Linked DNA regions of Homo sapiens: region 1 is linked to region 2. Evidence: read pairs that join two places in POLR2A ChIA-PET (ENCODE). Cell type or tissue: A673. All regions are shown on one strand. Links, peaks and the distances in the headings refer to the core of each region. The heading gives the core; the rest is flanking DNA. Region 1 has its middle 25 kb from the start of PDSS1. Region 2 overlaps ANKRD26 (ankyrin repeat domain containing 26).

Region 1 (12,672 bases), core at 1,743-9,742, 340 kb before region 2:
AGTGGCTGATGATGTCAGGGCATGCTGTGATGAGAATGGTTCTGAGGCTATGACCGGTTTGAGACAGAAAGAGGGTCATGACTATCAATAACGTACCCTCCGGGCATGGGACAGGAGAGTGGCAGCATGAGAGCCAGGGCCATTCCTGTTGTAAAAAATACATAACGTGCAATGCATTTTTAAACAGCTAATGATGAAATATTTGAGGCAGAAAACATATACAGAATAACATTATGGACACCTGTGTATCCTCCATTCAACTTCAGCAATAAAATACTTTCAATACTGTTGAAGCCATATTGTATGATATTGATAGGATTCTGCTTATTTTTATACTATATTCAAGTAGTAACACATTGTGTGAATTCCTTTGCCATTTGCTTGTTTTGCTTAACATTATAAGTGAGATTTGGCTGGGCACAGTAGCTTCGCCTGTAATCCCAGCACTTTGGGAGGCCAAGGCAGGAGGATCCCTTGAGCCTGAGAGTTCTAGACCAACCTGGGCAACATAGTGAGACTCTGTCTCTGCAATAAATAAAAACATTAGCCAGGTATGATGGTGCTCGCCTGTAGTCTCTGAGAGGCTGATGGGGGAGGATCGCTTGAGCCTGGGAGGTGGAGGCTGCAGTGAGCTATGATTATGCCACTGCCCTCCACTCTGGGTGACAGAGTGAGACCCCATGTCTAAAAATTTTCATTTTAATTGTGAGAGTCATTGATGCTAATACATGTAGCTCTAGTTTATTCGTCTTCATTGCTGTCAGGATTAAAGTGGACCCAGGTTGGTAGTACCATGGATCCATGCCTGAAAGGAGCAAATGCTACTGCCCTCTGGAGACATATACCCTCAAATTCCATTTCACTAGATTTCAAACAGAGACTAAAATCCACAATTCCAAAACACAAACAATAAACAGCAGAATCAGACCCTTGAAGGGTTAAATAATGTATATGTGTGTGTTTTAAAACAAATATTTAAAAATGTTTATAAAGCATAAATAGAAAATATGAGAAAATAATTCAACTGATAAACCAAAGAGAGACCAAGCAGGGAGAAATCTAGGAAGCTGGTGTTGGCAATGGTATAATTTAGCATGTCTGCAAACAAGCGTCTTCAAAATATAATAGATTTTTAATTAATAAAAATGAACTGAGAGAAGTCAACCATCTTAGGTCTGAGAAATCATTCCTTTCTGCTTTCTGCACTGCAGATTCTGCCATCCAGTTCCTCAGCACATACCTAGGGTTAACAGCTTAAACAAGGGGCGGGAGAGAGCACATCTGGAAACAGCAAATTAATAAATTACAAACAACAACTATAAATGAAGTCAACACAGGCCATATGAAATCACCACTATATTTGAAAACCTTTAAGAAGTTTGCTGGAAGGGTCAAAAGAGAACACGTTATCACTATCAGTCCATTTTAATTATTTATAAACAATGTACAGCATTTATTAACTTTTGGTGCAGAAAAAACCTTTTGTGAGCATTTTCATGAATGTTATGTTTTATTTTTCTTTTCTTTCATCACTAATTTGTTTTTTCTTTCATCATTTTCAGTTCAGTAAGCATTTTATAAAGCCAATGTAGTTAATTCATCTGAATTGGGCCCTGCAGCCTAAGTGGAGAGGAGGAAACAAAACAAAACAGTTGCTGCTTTTAAGGCACAGAATTAAGGTCTGACGCAGTAGAACTGCTTAATGCTGATGCTGCCTGAGAGCAAACAGGAAAGGTCTCATGCAATTAAAAACCTTTATAAATTTGTATTTTTGACAATAACCATATATTTTTTCCTATTAAAAATCTTATAAAAACGACATATTTTAAAAAATTCCAGGAATTACATCTTCATTTGAGATGAGCCTTTTGCAAGATGATTTATCAACTGGTCAGGGAGGGGAGATGCTGTCCTGAATGGTACAACAGAAATTCTGAGAGGACTGCGGACCCCAGTTACATGACTCTCATCTGAAGTTCCCATTACTTGAATGGACTACATATTCCATCTCACCTTGGTATTGAAGGTCTGCCGCCATGATACGTAATCTAAAAATGAAGTGCCCTGTGATGCAGTAATTCTACTTCTCCTGGAACATAGTCTAAGGAAACAAATGTAAACATTAAAAAGCATTATTTAAATTAAGGTAAAACTAGAAACAAATGGATACTTAATAAGTAAAACGTATACTTTCAAATAAATATTATACAGCCATTAAAAATGTTACATTATAAAGAATGAAGAGGCTGGGGGCATGGTGGCTCAGGCCTGTAATCCCAGCACTTTGGGAGGCCGAGGCGGGCGGATCGCCTGAGGTCGGGAGTTCGAGACCAGCCTGGACAGCATGGTGAAACCCTGTCGCTAACAAAAATACAAAAATTAGCCGGGCATGGTGGCAGGACCCTGTAATCCCAGCTACTCGGGAAGCTGAGGCAGGAGAATCACTTGAACCCGAGAGGCGGAGGTTGTGGTGAGCTGAGATTGCACCATTGCACTCCAGCCTGGGCAACAGAGCGAGACTCTGTCTCAAAAAAAAAAAAAAAAAAAGAATGAAGTAGCAATAAAAAACGCTTTTTTTTTTTTTTGACATGGCTTCTCACTCTGTGACTCAGGCTGGAGTGCAGTGGCACAATCTTGGCTCACTACAACCTCCTCCTCCCAGGTTCAAGCGATTCTGGTCCCTTAGCCTCCTGAGTAGCTAGGATTACAGATGTGCACCACCACGCCGGGCTAATTTTTGTATTTTTCACAGAGATGGGGTTTCACCATGTTGGCCAGGCTGGTCTCAAACTCCTGACCTCAAGTGAGCCACGGCACCTGGCTTATTTTTAGTGAAAAAATAATCTGGCCAGGCCTGGTGGCTCATGCCTATAATCTCAGCACTTTGGGAAACCAAGGCAGGAGGACTGCTTGAGCCCAGGAGTTCAAGACCAGACTGGGCAACATAGTGCGACCCCATCTCTGCAAAAAAAATTTTTTTAAGTAGCTGGGCACGGTGATGCCTGTCTATAGTCCCAGCTACTTGGGAGGCTAAGGTCGAAGGATTGCTTGAGACCAGGAGGTCAAGGCTGCAGTGAGCCATGATCATGCCACTGCATTCCAGCCCGGGAAACGGAGAGTCTCTGAAAAAAAAAAAAAAGAAAGAAAGAAAGAGAGAGAGAGAGAAAGGAAGGAAGGAAGGAAGGAAGAAAGAAGAAAAGAAAAGAAGAAGAATCTAAAAGTATACCATAGTATAATTATTATCCTACTACATTTTCCCCTAATCAATAGACACAGAAAATAGAGGTTTAAGTCTACTCAAAAGTGAATCAAAAAGTGAATAGTCATTGTGTTTGGGTGATGGGAATAAGAGGGATCTTTTAAAATTCTTTCCATGTTTGCATATTTCAAGTTAAAAAAATTCATACAGGCCAGGGGCAGTGGCTCATGCCTGTAATCCCAGCACTTTGGGAGGCCGAGGCAGGCGGATAACCTGAGGTCGAGAGTTCAAGAACAGCCTGGCCAACATGGAGAAACCCTGTCTCTACTAAAAATAAAAAAATTAGCTGGGCATGGTGGCACGAGCCTGTAATCCCAGCTCTTCAGGAGGAGACAGGAGAATTGCTTGAGCCCAGGAGGCAGAGGTTGCAGTGAGCCAAGATCGCGCCACTGCACTCCAGCCTGGGCAACAGTGTATGACTCTGTCTCAGAAAAAAAAAAAAAAAAATTCATACCAAACACCTTTAAAATAAAAATGTATACACACACAAAAATATAAAGAGTCTTCATACAAATGCATACAAATGGGTGACAGACATGCAAAGGAAACTGTGGATGGACTCAACTTAGGCAGAGAAGAACAGAGTCATCCAGTTAAAAATTGTGGCAAATTTGACAAACGCTATATAAAAACTTGGCAATAAAATACTGTTGAAATACATTAGGAATTGCAGGTGTAAGTCTAAGCACTTTGAATCAAATTGTAAAAATATAAACTACTTGGAAATCAGCACATTCTAGGTCTGTATATAAGATTCTTTGAGGCATTATCTAATTCTGTACATTTTTATCCAGTTCGAAATTTTCTGTTTGTATGTCTTTTGGCAATAAAATTTTAAGCAGTGGTTAAGGAAGACTATGTCCAAACAAAAGTTCAACCAAAGTTCCACATAATATGTTAATCACTGATGCACTAGGTCATAGGCTTTATTAATGAAAAAAAAATTTTTTTTGAGACAGAGTCTCACTCCCTCAGTCAGATTGAATTGCAATGGCATGACCTCGGCTCATTGCAACCTCCACCTCCTGGGTTCAAGAGATTCTCGTGCCTCAGCCTCCCTAGTAGCTGGGATTACAGGTGTGTGCCACCATGACCAGCTAATTTTTTTGTATTTTTAGTAGAGATGGAATTTCGGCATGTTGGCCAGGCTGGTCTCAAACTCCTGGCCTCATGTGATCCGCCTGCCTCGGCCTCCCAAAGTGCTGAAATTACAGGCATGAGCCACCTTGCCCAGTTGATCATAGGCTTTTTTTTTTTTTTTTTTTTTGAGACTGAGTCTCTCTCTCTTGCCCAGGCTGGAGTGCAGTGGCGTAATCTTGGCTCACTGCAACCTCCGCCTTCTGGGTTCAAGTGATTCTTCTGCCTCAGCCTCCTAAGTAGCTGGGACTACAGGTGCGCGCTACCAAGCTCAGCTAATTTTTGTATTTTCAGTAGATGCAGGGTTTCGCCATGTTGGTAAGGCTGGTCTCCAGCTGCTGACCTCAGGTGTCCTCCCGCCTTGGCCTCCCAAAGTGCTGGGATTACAGGCATGAGCCACTGCACCTGGCCTGATCACAGGCTTTTTAATGGTGGGAATCAAATTCATCTTTGTGGCTTTAGCTTTAACAATTTGACTATGCAAAGATACACATAATAGGGACTTGGTATGTGTTTGCTAAATAACTCAATTTAGTGCTGGGAAAAGAATTACAGCCAACCTAATTTTATTGCAGATACAGATATTTCAGGGCTTAAAAAATTCTCCTTTGCAATATGAACCCAATCACACAATGCTAGAGCTACCTAGGGTAACATACTTAAATACATGGAAATATTTCATTTTGGGACATCAGCTGTTTTCTCATAGGAGCCTGATGATCTTATTCTTTCCAAAGAAACTATAGAAATGTAGGCCAGGCACAGTGGCTCATGCCTGTAATCCCAGCACTTTGGGAGGCCAAGGCGGGCAGATCACGAGATCGGGAGTTCCAGACCAGCCTGGCCAACATGGAGAAACCCCGTCTCTACTAAAAATACAAAAAATAGCTGGGCGTGGTGATGGGTGCCTGTAATCCAAGCTACTTGGGAGGCTGAGGCAGGAGAATCATTTGAACCCACCAGGTGGAGGTTGCAGTGAGCCAAGATCCCACCATTGCACTCCAACCTGGGAAACAGGGCGAGGCTCCATCTCAAAAAAAAAAAAAGAAGAAGAAAAGGAAACGATAGAAATGACTACTTCCCTATCAATCTTTATAGTTACAGAGCTAAACACCATACAAAACATCATCTTCTTGAAATACAAAATCAACAATGCCTGTCCCGAGTATCATAGTAAATCAAATGCATTACTTCTTCTTCTTCTTTTTTTTTTGAGATGAAGTTTCACTCTTGTGGCCCAGGCTGGGTGCAATGACGTGATCTCGGCTCACTGAAACCTCCACCTCCCGGGTTCAAGCAATTCTCCTGCCTCAGCCTCCCAAGTAGCCGGGATTACAGACACCTGCCACCAAGCCCAGCTAATTTTTTTATTGTTAGTAGAGATGGGGTTTCACCATGTTGACCAGGCTGGTCTCAAACTCCTGACCTCAGCTGATCCGCCTGCCTCAGCCTCCCAAACTGCTGGGATTACAGGCGTGAGCCACCATGCCCGGCCGTGATGCATTTCTTAAATGTAGTTTTAACTATTCTGGGATGGGCACTGTGTAGCATGAAAAAGAAATGACCAATGCCTACTGGTGGTTTATGATCTTCCTTAGAGTTATTTGGAGGTGTAAGAATAATAAATATTGAGCATTTAAAAAATATTTCTAAGACCTGTAAAACACTCATCTTTGATGTTCCCATTGCTTGCAACTAGAGCATTTCTAAAAATTTTTAATAGCAAATCTTCCCCAATCTACTCCTGAGTTTTTAAAACATGTTTTGGAACTATGTAAAACATATATATAGTTTTATGTAAATAAATATAAATATGGTATATATATGTATGTTGTATGTATATAAATATATATATATATATTTTAATCTTCTGGTTTCTAAAAAACATATCCATCCCAGTGTTTGCAATATGACAAGGATATTTAATGCACTCCATAATAATACAATAGCTGGTATTTATAGAGTACTTACTATGTGCCAACCACTATCTTTTTTTATTTTTTTATTTTTTTGAGATGGAGTCTCGCTCTGTTGCCCAGGCTGGAGTGCAGTGGCACAGTCTCAGCTCACTGCAACCTCCACCTCCTGGGTTCAAGTGATTCTCCTGCCTCAACCTCCTGAGTAGCTGGGATTACAGGCGCGCACCACCACGCCCAGCTAATTTTTGTATTTTTAGTAGAGACAGGGTTTCACCACATTGGTCAGGCTTGTCTCAAACTCCTGACCTGGTGATCCACTCCCCTCAGCCTCCCAAAGTGCTGGAATTACAGGCGCGAGCCAGCCAACCACTATCTTATTGAGTCTGTGCAACAACCCATTATACATATGCACTGTATAGTATTAATGAGGGCATAAAAGTTAGGACAGGTTAAGTGGATAAAAATGTTTTAAAATTGGACTTCCGTGATTGCACAATTTCTTTAGTAAAAAAAAATTCTATACTTGAATGAACTTTATGGTGTGTAAATTATATGTCAATAAAGCTGTTAAAAATTACACACCAGAGAGAAAGAAAGAAGTGGGGCATCAAGTGACAGGCTTACTGTCATCTAGGAAATGTTTGGTCAACCAGAACTCAAGCATAGCTGGTCTAACTCTGGACCAGCACAGCTGGTTGCTCCAGAGAAAGGAGCTACACGGAAATAAAAAGATTCCATGAGGGAAACGAGGATCAGACTTTACTCAGCTGTCTCCTGCTTAGATGTTTATTTCTTCATGTCTGTATAATTCTTTAACTCCACATCCCGGCTATACATTGTTACATAAACATGTGCAATCAATATTTTATATATTTCCATTTACAGATCAATTAAATATATAAGAATATATGGAAGTGTACGTTTAAAAAGTAAATGAACTATCATTATAAACTCTTATTATACCATTGTTCTTCATGGAAATTGATTTCTTCCCTTCTTTGAGAGCACATAGTTTAGCATTTACTATTTCTCTAAAATCACAGAAGCAAAGCTGCAGCCATGAACCCACTTCATTTCTTTCATTTTGCCATTTCATCCAATCTATCCTAACCAAGTAAATCCAAATACTAAGGACTGCCACCACATGGCATTTAAAAATATTTTAGACTTCTTTCTCTCAGCTGCTGGGACTATTCACATTCTGAGCTGGCCTGGAAGTTCTGTATGATTGCCCAAACGGGCATAAATGGCTGGCAAGGAAATGAACGCCAAAGAGCTCACCCACTTCACTGTAAGAACTAAACTTGCTTTTATGTCTACAATAATGTCCCGAGTTCAAGAAGCAATTTCATTCCCTAACCTAATGTGGAATGTTAGTGTCATCCTTCTTTCATGGACAGAAACCAGCCACCCCGATACACACACATACTCTCTATACAAGTCCTAAGGCAGAAGCACTCAAAGGCTCAGATCCTTCTGCCTTAACTTCTTTGATCTTGCTAGAACCTGAACTGCAAAAAGAATTACCTTCCTTTTTTGTTGTTTTTGTTTGTTTGTTTCTTTGTTTGGAGACAGGGTCTCACTCTGTCGCCCACACTGGAGTGCACTGGCACAATCATGGTTCACTGCAGCCTCGACCTCCCAGGCCCAAGTGATCTTCCCACCTCAGCCTCCCGAGTAGCTGGAACTACAGGCACGTGACACGACTCCCAACTAATTTTTAAATTTTTTATAGAGAGAGGCATCCCCCATGTTGCCCAGGCTAGTCTTGAACCCCTGCGCTCAAGCAATCCTCCCGCCTCAGGCTCCAAATTGCTGGGATTATAGGCATGAGCCACCACGCCCAGCCCTGTTTTTTCCCTTCTCCAAGCCAAGTGTGAAGTCAACACAGTAAACTGAAAATTAAGGCTAGGTATAGTGGCTCACACTCGCAATCCCAACATTTTGGAGATGGAAGTAGAAGAACGGCTTGAGCTTAGGAATTCGAGGCCAGCCTGGGCAACATAGTGAGACCTCATCTCTACTAAAAGTACAAAAAAATTAGCCAGGCATAGTGGCACATGCCTGTAGTCCCAGCTACTCAAGAGGCTGAGATGAGAGGATCACTTGGGCCTGGGAGGTCAAGGCCCTCCCAGTGAAGTGATTTCACCACTGCACTCCAACCTGGAAAACAGAGTGAAACTCTCTCAAAAAACAAAAAAAAAAAAAAAAAGGAAAAGAAAATCAATACATAGAAGTGATTGATTTTTACAGCTTTAATTTACTGTATGAGTATTACGGCCCAGTGATTGATTTCTACAGCTCTAATTTACTGTATGAGCATTATGGCCCAGGCTATAACAAGATGCTTTGTACATACATTGCTCACATTATAAGATCCTTGCAAGGCCGGGCGCAGTGGCTCATGCCTGTAATCCCAGCAATTTGGGAGGCCGAGGCGGGCAGATCACCTGAGGTCAGCAGTTTGAGACCAGCCTAGCCAACATGGTGAAACCCCATCTCTAATAATAATACAAAAATTAGACAGGCTTGGTGGCAAGCGCCTGTAATCCCAGCTACTCAGGAAGCTGAGGCAGGAGAATCGATTGAGCCCGGGAGGCGGAGTTTGCAGTGAGCCAACATCCCGCCATTGCACTCCAGGCTGGGTGACAAGAGCGAAACTCTGTCTCAAAAAAATATATAAATAAATAAGATGCTTGCAAAACATCCCCATTTTACTACAGCGAAGCACTTGAAGATTCAGAGAGTTAAATATCTTTCAGATCATACAGCTAAAAACTGGCAGAGGTGAGATTTTCCGCCAGATTCCAAAACCCATGTTCTTTCCACCATATGCCACACCACCTTCCTTCTCGGTCCACCATCTTTTAAGTTAATAGTATTTTAACATTACTATGCAAATTTACTGAAAGCAGAGTAGTCATACTCCAAGCTTAAAGCCATTGGCTAAAATTAGAAAGTTTAACTCAACTAAAATATACCCACCTAGAAAATCCTAGTTAAGGCCGGGCGCGGTGGCGGGTGCCTGTAGTCACGGCTACTCCAGAGGCTGAAGCAGGAGAATGCCGTGAACACGGGAGGCGGAGCTTGCAGTGAGCCAAGAACACGTCACTGCACTCCAGCCTGGGCGACAGAGCAAGACTCCGTCTCAAGAAAGAAAGAGAGAGAGAGAGAGAAAGAAGGGAAGGAGGGAGGGAGGAAGGGAAGGAAGGAAGGAGGGAGGGAGGGAGGGAAGGAAGGAAGGAAGGAAGGAAGGAAGGAAGGAAGGAAGGAAGGAAGGAAGGAAAATCCTAGTTTAAAACAAAGCAACTCAGCCTCAAAACCATAAGTCATCGCTTTTGGTTTTCAAAAACCATTGCTTTTATGTGATAATCCTTAAAGTTGAGAACATCAAAAGGATTACTTACTTGTCATTCTTTTTCTTCCTTCAGAATCTGAGTCATTCATGTTACTAACACTGAATAAAACAAAAGACAAAATTAACTACTTGTCTCCTCAAACTATATCTTTTCTTCAAATAGGAGGGAATTCTTTCACAAGACAAATAATGAGAAAAACACATTAAAAAATCACATTGGTTTGAAAGGAAGACAGAAAATACTGTTTGACTAAACAATGTATAAAATACCACTGTGTTTAGTTTTTTAGGCAATACCAAACCTTCTTTTTTATTAACCAAAAAACATCTTGGCCCAGTGTGGTGGCTCTCGCCTGTAATCCCAGCACGTTGGGAGGCCAAGGTGGCTGGATCTCTTGAGCCCAGGATTTGAGACCAGCCTGGGTAATGTGGCAAAACCCTGTTTCTACAAAACAAAATTCAAAACTAAGCCAGGCGTGGTGGCATGCACCCGTAGTCCCAGCTACTCAGGAGGCTGAAGTGGGAGGATCCCTTGAGCCTAGGAGGTGGAGGTTGCAGTGACCTGCTACACTCCAGTCTGGGCAACAGAGCCAGACCTTGCCTCAAAAGAAAAAAAAAAATCTTGGCTGGGCACATGGCTCATGCCTGTAATCTCAGTACTTTGGAGGCAAAGCGGGGAGGATCGCTGGATCCCAGGAGTTTGAGGCCAGGCTGGGCAGCATAGCAAGACCTCATCTCTACAAAAAATTTTTAAAAAAATTAGGCAGCCATGGAGGTGCACACCTGTTTTCTTTCCCTCTGTAGCACTTATCTCCTAATACTCGATATAACTTATTTGTTTTGTTAACTTGTCTCTCCTACCAGAAGTAAGCATCATGCAGAATCAATTATTTTTCCTGTTTTTTTTTTTCTTCACTGTGCCCTTAGCACTTAGAACAGTGTCTGGCACACACTGAGCACCTAAGTACTCAATAAATATTTGTTGAATGAATTAACTCTGCAGGGAGAAGCAGGTACAAAAGTGATGGAGACAAGGGTAGGAGCAAGATGGCTTAATGAATATCATTTTATATCACTTTGATTTTGAACTATGTGACTGTAGTACCAATATATTTTTAAATTAAGAAAATCACAGATGGAATGTAAAATTTTTATCTGTACTGAAACAATATTTTTGCTACCAGGGTTAATCAAATCACTCTATGCCTTGACTTCCATCCGGAATCTTGTTGTACTGCTGTACTGAAAACAGGCTCAATTTTAGATTGGAGGAGTTGGAGGAGAGGAAAGGTAGGAAGAGAAATATATTTTGTCTTCTAGCAAATACATTAGAGACACAGAAATGATTAAAATGTGGTCCCTGGCCTCCAGGAGCTCAATGTCTAGTAGTAGAATCAATCAATATTTAACATTTGATATAATGCTAATGTACTCAGAATATCATTCACACTTATTCATATACATACCTATGATATTTCAATTTGAGCAATTATAAACATTGCAAATTTTTCTATTTATTATTTATTGCTGCATAATAAAGGCAACCATGTTCCTTTTTCTCTTCAGTCCAAATTCAGAATAAGAGACCATGCAGTAGATAGACAGAGATTAAAATATCATCTTACTACTGATAAAAGCTAGCCTGGAGAATATGGCTCAGGCGGAAGATAAAGAGGCACGGTGATATGTTACATGCAAATGAATATCAATCATCTGTTGGAGTAAAATAAAAACTGCACTAACAGTTATGCAAAGATTCAGAGAATATATCAGAATATATCACCTATCTACCCTGTTTGGGCAAAACACTTAAGAAAGTAATCAAGACAGAGACTTGAAGATGGAACCATGAGAAAAGGACGGTAGTAAGCAGAGAAATGACTCCAAGTGGGAGATGGGGGAGTGTCAAATACAAAGACACTTTAAACAGAACAGATACACTTCAAGGGAAAACCAAATAATCTAAAATTCAAAATATTAAACTATCTTAGCAAAATCTAGCAGCTACGTAACTAGATACAAAACAAAAACATTCTAAAGGTCTCATCTTATTGGGATGAAGGGGAAAGCAATGGACAGATAGAATCTTAGGAAAAATATCTAAAAACTGGTTTTCCCATAAAAGTGACAAAAAAAGAAGATAACTGAATGGAATTGCAGAAGTGTTTTTCAGTCAAGTTTCCAAATCAACACGGGGTGGGGTGTCAGGGAGAAGAATGAATTTCAAATCAGAAAAAGATAAGAAAGTCTGGGGGAGGCCAACAGTAAAATAAAGATGAAGCACAATGTCAGATAGAAGGAATAAATCACATATATCAGTTGTTATAATAAATATGATCAGCCTACGTACTTCTGTTAAGAGAGAAACTATCACATTGAATCAAAATCTGACTATACATTGTTTTTACAGGAAGAACACTTTAAAACAAATAAAGATAGGTAGATAAAGGTAAAAGTTAACGTGAGATTCAAGGTAAACTCAACCAAAAGAAAGCATGAATGGCAATATTAATGTCAGGTGAATTGAAATCAACAGTTATAAGTATATATCAAAATAAATGGAATCATTGTTAAGATAAAAGCTATTTTTTGAAGAAAATATAAGTAGAAAATCTGTATGTACCAATAATACATAGCAAAATATGTAAATTTCAAACAATTAGAAAAAAACTTGGATATAAATATAATTAAAGTAGGAGCTTTTAATACACATCTCTTAAGAATCTAAATTATCTGTGTAATCCCAGCATTTTGTGAGGCTGAGACAGGTGGATCACCTGAGGTCAGGAGGTCGAGACCCACCTGGCAAACATGGTGAAACCTTGTCTCTACCAAAAGTACAAAAGAATTAGTCAGGGATGGTTGTGGGCGCCTGTAATCCCAACTACTCGGGAGGCTGAGGCAGGAGAATCGCTTCAACCTGGGAGGCGGAGGTTGCAGTGAGTCAAGATTGCGCCATTGCACTCCAGCCTGGGCGACAGAGTGAGATTCTGTCTCAA
Region 2 (12,672 bases), core at 1,450-9,449:
AAAAGGAGAGAAAAATGTCTTGGTGACATTAATAACTGTCCTATTGAGGTAGACAAGGTGCCATCGATGGTTTTTGAAATGTATAGAGCAATAGCTTAGGAGAAACTGAACACTGCTAGAGGAAATTAAAAAGCTTAATAAATTACTAATCTCTTACGCTAATAATTTAATGCATAATACAAAATCGAAAGCTATTATGGAGTAAAATAAATAAACTACGTTTTATAAAAATGCTCCTCCTTTCTCTGTGGACTTTGTTTATTTCCAGGTGGGGGTTATGCTTCAGGTGGCGGAGGCAGCCTGAGGTCCAACATTAATAAAGGGAGCACATCTGCAACTTCATGTATACTTTTTCATTTTAAAATATAAGAATAGGAGAAAATTATAAAAGAACAATGTACCAACAAGTTTTGGCTAATTAGAAGGATTCTTTCATAACCAGTAGTTTTCAAACTATGTCCCACAGAAATCTAAGGTTCTACAGAGGATATTGCAGGATTAAGGGATAAGGAAGTCACAGCTTCAGAGCCCCTACCTGTCCTTTAGCCAGAGAGCTCTACTTCTATCTGTTTTATGTAATATAGTTTCATGCCATTTTTTAAAAGTTCTATTCTTTCAAAAAAATTTTTTTAATGTATGAAAGTCACTTGACCTGACAGAATGGTTCTTTTTAATCTCTTTTGTTAAATCTAACATGGTTTGGCAAACCAGTGCCCCACAAAGAAACCATGTATACCAATGGAATATTTTTCAGCTTATCTAGAAATACTAAAAATAAACACCTCCTTGCTCCCCAAAAAAATCAATTAAGGAAAAACATTTCCTCAAAAATCTTCCCTTACATTGCGTATCTACATATTCTTTCATCATCTTATAAAATGTTGTTACCTGAGTTTTCTGGTAGGAACTAATGAGAAAATTTTATATTTGCATCATGCTTAGTAAGTTACAGAAGGTTTTTTGTTATTGTTTTGGATTTTTTGAGACAGGGTCTCACTCTGTCATCCAGGCTGGAGTGCAGAAGCACGATCATAGCTCACTGTAGCCTTGAGCTCCTGAGCTCAAGTGATTCTCCTGCCTCAGCCTCCCAAGAAGCTGGGACTACAAGCGTGCACCACCATGCCCAGCTAATTTTTTTTAATTTTTTGTAGAAATGAGATCTCACTATGCCTCACTATGTTTCCCAGCCTGGTCTTGAACTCCTGAGCTCAGGTGATCTTCCTGCTTCGGCCTCCCAAAGTGTTGGGATTATAGGCATGAACCATTGCACCCGGCCTACACAAGTATTTGACATTCATTTTCTTTTTGTACCCAGTAGGAAAATTTCATGACTCTGAAGCATTTAGACCCTGATCATCTCATTGTCAGAAAAATAAGACAAAACTAAGCTAACAAAATGATGAAAAAAATTAGCTGGATAGATCTTATAATTTATGTATTAAAACAATCATTTGATTTGTTCCTTGTTAAGCCACTTGGCTGCAGTGCTGTCTAAGAAACCTTAGACTTGGTCTTCTATGATTTGTTAGGACATGAGGCCTGGTAAAGAAACAAGGTTGAGGTCTCATTTAACATGAGTCTACACTTTTTTTCTCTGCATTAAGATCATGAAAATACCATTAAATCTTAAGCTAACGTGCACTGATTAAAATGGATATTTTCATAATGATACACAACAAAAACTAGTTGCTATTTATTTATTTTTGTTCAAACAAATGTTTTATGCTTCTTGTAATTTTTTAAGAGACAGGGTCTTGCTATGCTGCCCAGGCTGGAGTGCGGCTGCTATTCACAGTTGCAGTAAAAACACATTACAACCTTAAACTCTTGGGCTCAAGCAATCCTCCTGCCCCAGCCTCCCAAGTAGCTGGGATTACAAGTGTTCACCATTGCAACCAGCTTTTGTAATTTGTTCCCCCAGTCAAAAATGGTCAAAAGTTAGACAAGTATCTTAAACTGGATCAAGCATAGTTGATTTTTTTTTTCCCTACCAAGTCTACAATTGATAAAACTTGTCATTGTTGAATTCATCTTGAGATCCCCAGAAATGAAGTCGTACTATGAGTGAAATCGTAAGGCTGGATTGCAAGGTTCCTCTTCAATGGGTTTTCTATTGTTCTAGAAGAGCAAGACAAAACTAAGCTAACAATATGAACATAATATTGGCTAGCTAGGACCTTGTTACTGTAAAGCTAGGATCCAGGGGAGATGAGGACCCTGTGAAGCTTAACATGAAATTCTGGGTAGGAAGAAAATAATTGTTTGATCATACTTACTAAACACTCTTGATATCACTGCCATCTTAGACATCAATCATTCAAGTAATGGCACAAGTGCATTTTTTAAATTCACATATTTGCTTGCTTTAACTATTTAAAAACCACTGTGCAATTGCCCAGTAATAGACACATTTTACAAAAATTGAGAGAAAAATGCTGTAACAATAGCAACTAAGAATGTACTCCTAAGTAAGAAAATGACAAAACTTAAAAATACAAATTAATCAGTGTTAGAGTTTGTTTAATTCATAAGAAGTATTTATCTTGGAGTTCTTTAAGTAATAAATTTCCATATGTGGTTAAGTGTTTGGATGCCAATCATTCATTCACTTATGATTAAGGGTGGAACACTTGAGATGGTGCCAGAAAACTATCAAAGTGCTATCAACCACAGCCAAACTCAAATCCATTAGAAGGAAAGCCAAAGTATCTCAACGTATACCTTTTGCTATCAGGCAATAGGCAATAATATTCCATTTCTAATAAATTCAGCTTTTAAAGAAATTTAAAATGTGACAGTTCAGTTACATTTATTGAATAAAGTTAACAAATGGTACCTCTTGAAAATGAGAGCTCTAGGGACTAAAAAAAAAAAAAACTAAAATTTCTGTTTCCTCACTTTATTAGCACAGATAATTATGACCTTTACTTATCAAGCATAAGTCAATTAAACAACTCGGTATTTCACCAAATTAAAAACAAGAATTATATCAGAAATTTGAGGCTGGGCATGGTGGCTCACACCTGTAACCCCAGCACTTCGGGAGGGTGAGGCAGGCAGATCATTTGAAACCAGAAGTTTGAGACCAGCCTGGCAATATGTGAAACCCAGTCTCTACTAGAAATATAAAAATTAGCTGGGTGTGGTGGCACACACCTGTAATCCCAGCTATCTGAGAGGCTAAGACACAAGAATTGCCTGAACCTAGACATAGAGGTTGCAGTGAGCCAAGATGGCACCACTGCACTCCAGCCTGGACAACAGAGTAAAACGCTGTCTCAAAAAAACAAACAAAAAAAGAATTACATGAGAAATTTGAAACCCAAAGGAAAAAAGACAACATAACTAACCTTGCTCAAGTAGTTCTCCATGCTATTATTTGAAGCCCGTGGATTTGAGGTAGAGATCACTAAGTTTTCTCTTGGAATAAGTTTTCTGTTGAGATCTAAACTATTATTAAGATTTCCCACACAAGGTGGCTCCATGACTGGCCTGGTAGTGAGAGTGGTGAACAAAGATCTGCTCTGCTGTTTTTCCACAAGAAGTTTGGTGTTGACCTCTGCTAGCCTCTCATTAGTTCTGTGAAGATTGCAGAAGACACATGCTTAGTATTTTACTTTTCCCTAAATGATTCCTAAAAGACTTGCAATTTTTAAAAAGTTACCATAGGAGTAAATGAAATTTCCCATTAACCAGTATTTTAACACTGAAAAATGTGTCAGACCATGCCTACTGTATGCAATTATAATTTTTAGACTGTTCTAAAGAAGTGCATATGTTTCTAGGGTAGTTTCCAACAAACAAGTAATTCAAGCAAAGTAGGGAAGGGAAGAAAATGGCTACCAATGATGTATAACTTCACAGGTAACACCTGCTGCCTTCTGGAATGCTCCACTGGTAAGATTCCTGAGGATGCCATTAAAAATACTTGTCTTTAAAGGGTAAATATGTGACATGATAAATATGTTAATTTGCTTGACTATAATAACCATTTCACCATGTACAAATATATCAAAAACATCATGTTTTGATACATACAATTAATAAAACTAATAACAAAGGAAAAAGCCCAGCTAAAAATACTTGTATTTAGTAAACCAGTTTAGAGATTAAAAAATTCCTCAAGACATGTGCAAGCATTTGCTTTCACCACCCTTTTACATTTATTTCACCCATTATCTGGAAAAATATTAGGCATCTGGCCCCAAGGAATAATTCAGAGCAAAAAATTGTAGGGGAAAAGAAGATAGCTGAGTTGGTGATCAAAAAGAACTAAAGAGTCTCAAAGGCAGTTAGCTCCTAACATTGTCCCCAAGGCATCAGAGGTGGGGCCTGACCTGTTTTCCACACACTCCCTCAGGCTGACCAAGGTGTTATTTTTAACCACTTTATAAAATATACTTCCCTTCATCCCTACGTTAATCATTCCCTATTTCACTAGCATGCCTTTAAGTAGTAGAAAAACTATACAGGGTAGTTTGTCTCATGGCACCCTGTAGTGATAATACCAGATATCACAATCAAGGAAAGTTCATTTATGGAGTGCCAGAATGTGCAGAGTAGTAGTGATACTTGACCCTTCTGGTTTAAGTTGTAATTTTCCAAAAAACAGCCCAACTCATTAATAATTATATTTATGGCAATGCTGATAAGCAATCTGATGACAATATCAATGTCTAAATTACAAAGTTTTAAAAGCACATAGCTGAAAGACATAGATCCAGTTAACTACCTAAGAATATTAACGGAAAAGCCATATAAAATTAAAAAAAAAAAAACAGAGGAAAGACATAAACTGTCCTGGACTCACATTTTAAAGGTAAGTTAATTTACTAACATTTTCCAAAATTATATTACCTATTTAGCTTTCACTTCCCATTAATCTCATGAACCTAAGAATTATGCTTTCAAGGCAAATTAATGAGCTTAATTTATTTCCTATGATTCTATATTTTGACTTACTTGGTTAGTTTACTTGACAAAGATTTTCTAACTTTTAATTCTTCTAGATAGAGTTGCTTATATTTTTCCAGTTCGGTTTTATTAAAGTCTTCTTGAGAAGTTTTTATTTTGGAGAGTTCAGATTCCAGATCTTTAATTCTGAGTTCCATCTGACTTTTCATTGAAGCAAAATTATTCTCTCTAAACTGCTCTAAGTTTTCTTGAGATGCTGCTTGTGCCTAAAACAAATTAAAAGCATATGTTTTAAAAATATATAACCTGAGTAAGACCATGGTCACCTACTCGGTGTCTAAGGGCTGTTTTGTTTTTAACCCAAACTCCAAAAAGAGAAAGATCTCTGTGCCAGCAGGCATTGGTCAAAGAGATAAGAGGACATCCCAGGGTTCTAATTGAAAAGGGAATCCAAATACTTCCAAAGAAATGAAAGTGAGTTTCTACTAGAGAAGCATTTTCATCCTTGATGAAGTAATCAAAACAATAAAGGCTGACTGGCAACCCAGATGTCTAACGATGGGGGGAAATGTCATATAGAAAATAAAAAATTATAATTGGTAACATAAGGAAAACCTAAGAAAGAAAATGACTACAAATGTGGAGATATTTTCGAATGAAAAATCTTATAAAAATTATTTTTGTGTTAAAATATATTCATGGGGAAGACTTGAATATGCTTAAAAATTTTGATGTGATATTCCATTTTATGAATACACCTGGCAAAGTAAATTAAAGCAATCATCTGTATGTAAGATACAGGAACTTAGAGCTTCTTAGGGATAAATGCTGTGCGCATCAATACATGCTGAGAAAAAAGCCCAAGGTGTTGGATCTCTTACAGTAATTCTACCTGCTGGAGCATAAGGTTATGGAATCACCTGGACTACAAGTAAAGGAATGTGGAGTGTGATCCTGAGCCTGACTAGCTCTATGGCTTGGGCCCTGCTGTTTAACCTTTCCCTAGGTCTCTTCATCTGTAAAATGGGAAACTACACTGGCTTATCACTAAGATTTCTTCCTATTCTCATTCCATGTCTCTAAGAGCTAACATGCAGAGCTTTGTAAGACTATCATAAATACCATGTGAAGAAATCTGTGTTATCATGGATTGTTACCACCTTGGCCTTGTAGATTGTGTTCCAAGACTCCTATCTCTCACTAGCCTGAGGGAAGGGAAAGAGCTGAGAATGAGGAGTGAAGACTTTCTACTCTCACAACGGCTACATATTTTCAAGTGGCCCAGTTGAAATTTCTCTGTTAATTTTCACATCCTTTCCACCAGTTTGCACCCTCCATCCTCTCTCATAAGCACAGGGGTCCCACGCAGTTCTCAATCGCTCTTTATCCCAACTAAAACAAATTTGTTAAATTATTGAGTTTTAATCACTCATAGACACACAAACTCATGTTATTAAGTAGATTTTTATCACTCACTCAGACACACACACACTCACACACTCATATACCCATGTGGGTAAGAGAGGAAAGACATTCCTTTGGCTTTGTTTATTTTAGAGACAGGGTCTCAGTCTGTCGCCCATGCTTCAGTTCAGTGGCACAATCATAGCTCACCGCAGCCTTGAAAACTCCTGGGCTTACATGATCCTCTCACCTCAGCCTCCCAAGTACCTGGGACTACAGCCATGCACCACCATGCCTGGCTAATTACTTTTTTAAATTTTTGTAGAGATGGGGTCTCACTTTGTTGCCTAGGTTGGTCTTGAACTCCTGGGCTCAAGTGGTCCTCCCGCCTCAGCCCTCAAAGTGCTAGGATTACAGGTGTGAGCTACCATGCCCAGCCTAATTTGTTTGTTTTGTTTTGTATTTGAGACGGAGTCTAGCTCTCACCATCTTGCCTCACTGCAACCTCCGCCTCCCAGATTCAAGCAGTTCTCCTGCCTCAGTCTCCCGAGTAACTGGGACTACAGGCATGTGCCACCACGCCTGGCTGATTATTTTTTTAAATTTTTTAGTAGATATGGGTTTTCACTATGTTGGCCAGGCTGGTCTGGAACTCCTGACCTCGTGATCCGTCCACCTCGGCTTCCCAAAGTGCTGGGATTACAGGCATGAGCCACCGTGCCCAGCTTTGTTTTTTTTTTTTTAAGGCAAAAACAACACAAGTTGTGTTAAAGTCCCAGTGGTTTCCTGGGATGAAGTAGGGGGAATTAACTGCAAAAGGGCAAGAGAGAACTTTCTGGAAATGTTCTCTGTTGAGAGGGTGGTTAAGCAAGTATATACTTGGGTCAAACTGTTAAAATGGTTGTGTTTAATTATTTGTAAATTATCCCTTAATAAAATTTAATTTATATAAAACCTGGGTAATTATTGTGTATTTTTTTCCTTTACTTTTGAGTTAGTGATTCAGAGAGTAATTTTAAATATGTGAAAAAAAAGCTGAAGTTTAAAATATTTATCAGCCAGGTTTGGTGGCTCATGCCTGTAATCTCAGCACTTTGGGAGACCTAAGCAGGAGGATCACTTGAAGCCAAGAGTTCGAGACCAGCCTGGGCAACAAAGCAAGACTCTGTTTCTACCAAAAATAAGAATTAAAAATTTAGCCAGGCATCGTGATGTGCACCTGTAGTCCCAGCTATCCAAAGGCTGAGGTATAAACATTTGAATCATTGTTTCATTAGTACTCATGAACTCTGATAATTTAAAGATAAAATTAATTAAAAATTTTAAAAAGTGAGCAATGTAATTTAAGAACAATTCAAGAATATGGTATAATTTCTAAATCACAATACTTTCTTTTCCTGATGGTTTTGTTTTATGCCAACTGGTCTTAATAGTCAAATAATTCTCTGATGAAAATCATTATTCTAAATCATCAATTTAGTTATAATAATGATGGAAACTGGAATATCTAAAGGGAGAAACAGATGCCATCATCCTTCTAGAAATCTACAGAACAAATTGCTATAAGGGATGTAGAGGAAACACATATAATGTATATATCCAAAATACAATTTGCAGTGAAATGAACAAAGGCACACTACACATAAGCTAACCTGTAAAAATAGATTGACTTCTTTTAATTTTTCTGCTATTTCCTGTCTTGCTCTTTCTTCAATCTCCTGTTTATACTGTTTGACTTGACCAAGTTCTACCATATTCCTTTCTATATGACTTCTCAGGTTGATCACTTCTTGTTCCAACTTCTTTTTATTCTTCTGTAGTTTTTCACATTTCTTTTGTACTGTTTTCATAGATAACAACTCCTCTTGAAGAATTTGGTTCTTTGTATCCAGATGTAGACATTTTGAACCTGCAGTCTCCAGTTCTGCTGTAAGATCATCAATCTGAATGAAGACAATAATATAGTGTAATAATGAAGGAAGTAGCCTGAGAATAGCCTAACATAAAACCAAGAACAAATTTTGAAATAAATTCAGTTGCAATAAAATGTCACCTGAACCATAAAAGATTCTTCAAATGTGGACCCTTAAATTACCCAGAAAATCAAGAACAAAGTCAAAGCCACCAGGAGTCACAAAAATATATTCCTTATTTTTATCATCTCTGCCACACAACATTTGCACTTGATCTTCGACTTGTATTTTTCTATGATTGTTTCATGTCTTTCCTCCTTAAATGGCTCTAAGGGGTAGCAGAAAGTCTTACTACTTCCCCCATAAACATGCCCTATAATTTTTTTTTTTTTTTTTTAGTCTTGCTCTGTCGCCCAGGCTGGAGTGCAGTGGTGTGATCTCCACTCACTGCAAGCTTTGCCTCCCGGGTTCATGCCATTCTCCTGCCTCAGCCTCCTCAGTAGCTGGGACTACAGGCACCCACCACCAGGCCCGGCTAATTTTTTGTATTTTTAGTAGAGACAGGGTTTCACCATGTTAGCCAGGATGGTCTCAATCTCCTGACCTCATGATCTGCCTGCCTCAGCCTCCCGAAGTGCTGGGATTACAGGTGTGAGCCACTGCTCCCAGCCCCAACATGCCCTATAATTTCTAAAGAAGTTTTCGGACATCCTATTGAGTTATTTAGGCCTCATCAAAAAAAAAGGCTCCCAGAATAAGACTTTTAAAATAAGACTCTAATTAATGAATCTTGTAATATAGATTCTAATGCCATAAGCCTTTTTCTGAGCTGCAAATGTTTTATGCTAATTTGACTTGCATTCCAAGGGGTAATAATTATTGGTGTTAAGGCCACAGAATAAAGAACCTAGAAATAAATTCGTGTATTTACAGCCAACTGATTTTAAACAGATGCTAAGAACATACATTGGGGAAAGGACATCCTCTTGAATAAATAGTGCTGGGAAAACTGGATATCCACATGCAGAAGAATGAAACTAGACCCCTATCGAACACCATATACTAAAATCAACTCAAAATTGAATAAAGATGTAAAAAAGTAAGACCTTGAAACTATAAAACTACTAGAAGAGACAGGGAAATTGCTTCAGGACATTGGTCTAGGCAAAGATTTTATGGCTATTTTCAAAACCGTAGGCAAAAAAACAAAAATAGAAAAATGGGACAATACTGGCCAGGTGCGGTGGCTCACTGAGCCTGTAAATCCCAGCACTTTGGGAGGACAAGGCGGGTGGATCACGAGGTCAGGAGATTGAGACCATCCTAGCTAACACGGTGAAACCCCATCTCTACTAAAAATACAAAAAATTAGACAGGCATGGTGGTGGGCACCTGTAGTCCCAGCTACTCGGGAGGCTGAGGCAGGAAAATGGCATGAACCCAGGAGGCGGAGCTTGCAGTGAGCTGAGATCACGCCACTGCACTCCAGCCTGGGTTAAAAAAAAGAAATTAATAAAATAAAATTTTAAAAAATAGTAATAAAAAATAAAGATGGGACAATATTAAACTGAAAAGCTTCTGCACAGCAAAGGAAATAATTAATAGAGTGAAGAGAGAATCTGTAGAATGGGAGACACTATTTGCAAACTATTCGAGTAGGTGCTCAGGGTTCCTGCCCCAACCAAAGTTCCAGCCAATGGCCACCATCAGCAACCAGACACATTAGTGCACAAACCAGAAGATTCTAGTCCCCCTCTATCTAGAAGCTTTAATTCTTCTAGATAGAGTTGCTTATATTTTTCCAGTTCAGTTTTATTAAAGTCTTCTTGAGAAGTTTTTATTTTGGAGAGTTCAGATTCCAGACCTTTAAATCTGGAGAAAAAACTTTCTCCTCAATAGCTCTTACGTCTTTCTCCTGGCTATCTGCTTAACATTGTTTGCCATGAATAAATTAATCTCAACATTTATCAGATTCTACTTTAAATGAGACTAATTTTTCCTGTGTAAGTTATGTTTCTTATTGTCTCTTTTTGTAAAATACATTTTTTCTGCTTATTGCTTCCTAACAAAGTACCCAAAATTTATGGCTTAAAACAACATTTATTCTGTTCAGGAATCTGTGGTTTGGGAAAATCTCGGCCAGGACAGCTTGTCTCTGTTCCCCTCAGGTTCCCTGGACACAGCTCAAAGCCTGAGGGACTGGAACTCCTAGGCTGCCTTTGTGTCCTGAGCTTCCTCACAAGATCGGGGCTGGGTTCCAACGGCAAGGAGTCTGAGATAGGAAGCCTCTTCTAATCTAATGCCGAAGTCACATGTTGTCACCTTTACCACATTCTATTCATTAGAAATGAGTCACTGAGTTTGGCCCATGTTCTATTTTATCATGGGATGAATTATTTTCTCCTTTTTAGTTGACACACAACATTGTACATATTTATGGCTAGAGAGATATTTTAATAGATGTATACAATGTATAAGCGAATTAGCATATCCATCACCTCAAACATTTATCATTTATTTGTCTTGTGAACATTCAAAATCCTCTTTTTAGCTTTTTGAAAATACACAATAAATTATATTTAACTGTATTCGCCCTGTGGTGCTATAGAACACCGGAATGCATTCCTCCTAGCTAGCTCTAATTTGGTAGCCATCACCCAACACCTCCTCCCTTCCCCGCCCCTTTGCCTGCCTCTCCTCCCTCCTGCTTTTCCCAGCCTCTAATACCCATGATTCTACTCTGTACTTCCATGAGCTCGGTTTTCTTTTTAGCACTTGCATACGAGTGAGAACCTTAGATATTTATCTTCCTTGCCTGACCTATTTCACTTAACATAATGTTACTGACATGATTTCATTCTTTTGGCTGAATAACATTCCATCCTGTATATACACCACATCTTTCTTTTTTTTGAGACAGAGTTTCACTCTTGTCACCCAGGCTGGAGTGCAATGGTGCAATCTTGGCTCACTGCAACCTCCGCCTCCAGGGTTCAAGCAATTCTCCTGCCTCAGCCTCCAGAGTAGCTGGGACTACAGGCGTGTGCCGCTATGTCCAGCTAATTTTTTTGTATTTTTGGTGGAGACGGGGTTTTGCCATTTTGTCAAGGCTGGTCTCGGAACTCCTGACTTCAGGTGATCAGCCTACCTTGGCTTCCAAAATGCTGGAATTACAGGCATGAGCCACCGTACCCAGCCACCAAATCTTTTCCTTTAAAAAAAAAAATTCCATTTTTATTTTAGATTGAAAGGGTACATATGCAGGCTTGTTACTATACTGCAAAATGCCGAGGTTTGGACTTCTGTTGATCCTGTCACCCAGATTCTGAACACATTTCTTGGCACAGATCCTGCATTCTTGGAAACCTCAGCGTCTGTTGTTTTCACCTTTATGTATCTGTATACACCATATTTTCTTTTCCATTGTCTATGGACATTTAGGTTGATTCCACATCTTAGCTATTGTGAATAGTACTGCAATAAACATGGGAATGCAGATATCCCTTTGATATGCTGATTTCCTTTCTCCTGGATAAATACCTGGTAGTAGAACGACTACATCATATGGCAGTTCTATTTTTAGTTTTCTGAAGAAACTCCACATTGTTTTTTATAATGGCTGTACTACTTTACATTCCCACCAACAATGTCTAAGAGTTCCCTGTTCTCTGCAGCCTTGCTGGCATTTGTTATTTTTTGTCTTTTGATAGTAGCGATTCTAACTGGAATAAGATCATATCACTTGGTGGTTTTGATGTGCACTTCCCTGATGATTAGTGATGTTGAGCATTTTTTCCGTATACCTTTTGGTCATTCGTATGTCTTCTTATGAGAAATGTCTGTTTCAGATTTTTTGCCTACTTTTGAATTAGAATATTCTTTTTGCTGTCGAGTTGAGTTCCTTGTATATTCTGGATATTAGTCCCTTGTCAGATGAATAGTTTGTTATTTTTTTGACTTTTTAATAATAGCCATTCTGGCTAGTATGAGATGGTATCTTGTTGTGGTTTTGATTTGCATTTCTCTAATGATCAATGATGTTGAGCTTTTTATCATGTTTGTTGGGTTGCATGTATGTCTTCTTTTGAGAAATGTCTATTCATCTCCTTTGCCCACTTTTTAATGGGGTTGTTTTTTCCTTGTAAATTTGTGTAAGTTCCTTATAGATGCCGGATATAAGACCTTTGTTAGATGCATAGTTTGCAAAAATTTTCTCCCATTCTGTAGGTTGTCTGTTTACTCTGTTGATACTTCCTTTGCTCTGTAGAAGCTCTTTAGTTTAATTAGATTCTATCAATTTTTGCTTTTGTTGCAATTGCTTTTGGTGTCTTGGCCATGAAATCTTTGTCTGTTCCTATGTCCAGAGCTAGAAGCCATTATCCTTAGTAAACTAACACAGGAAGAGAAAACCAAATACTGCAAGTTCTCACTACTAAGTGGG

Evidence for each region. ChIA-PET counts read pairs that join two places held together with the same protein. Peaks named below come from ENCODE experiments on the same cell type or tissue, not always from the same donor. Only the 100,000 strongest peaks of a DNase experiment are listed, where the experiment ranks them.
Region 1: POLR2A ChIA-PET joins it to region 2 with 5 read pairs; 2 of 35 experiments call an interaction of 5 or more read pairs at or near these places.

Annotation. Positions count from the first base shown.
Region 1 is chr10:26,666,394-26,679,065 of GRCh38, forward strand. It overlaps the pseudogene SELENOOLP. Among named protein-coding and RNA genes, the nearest start is that of PDSS1, 25 kb to the right of the region's middle. In A673, for the core only: no CTCF peak of the experiment used is centred there; DNase peaks (open chromatin) are centred at 8,948, 9,398 and 9,718; H3K4me3 peaks cover 6,374 bases; H3K27ac peaks cover 7,868 bases.
Region 2 is chr10:27,009,532-27,022,203 of GRCh38, forward strand. It overlaps ANKRD26 (ankyrin repeat domain containing 26), which reads right to left. Exons shown (of 34, transcript NM_014915.3): 30 at 7,971-8,261; 31 at 4,963-5,180; 32 at 3,351-3,579. Among named protein-coding and RNA genes, the nearest start is that of FAM238C, 74 kb to the left of the region's middle. In A673, for the core only: no CTCF peak of the experiment used is centred there; no DNase peak of the experiment used is centred there.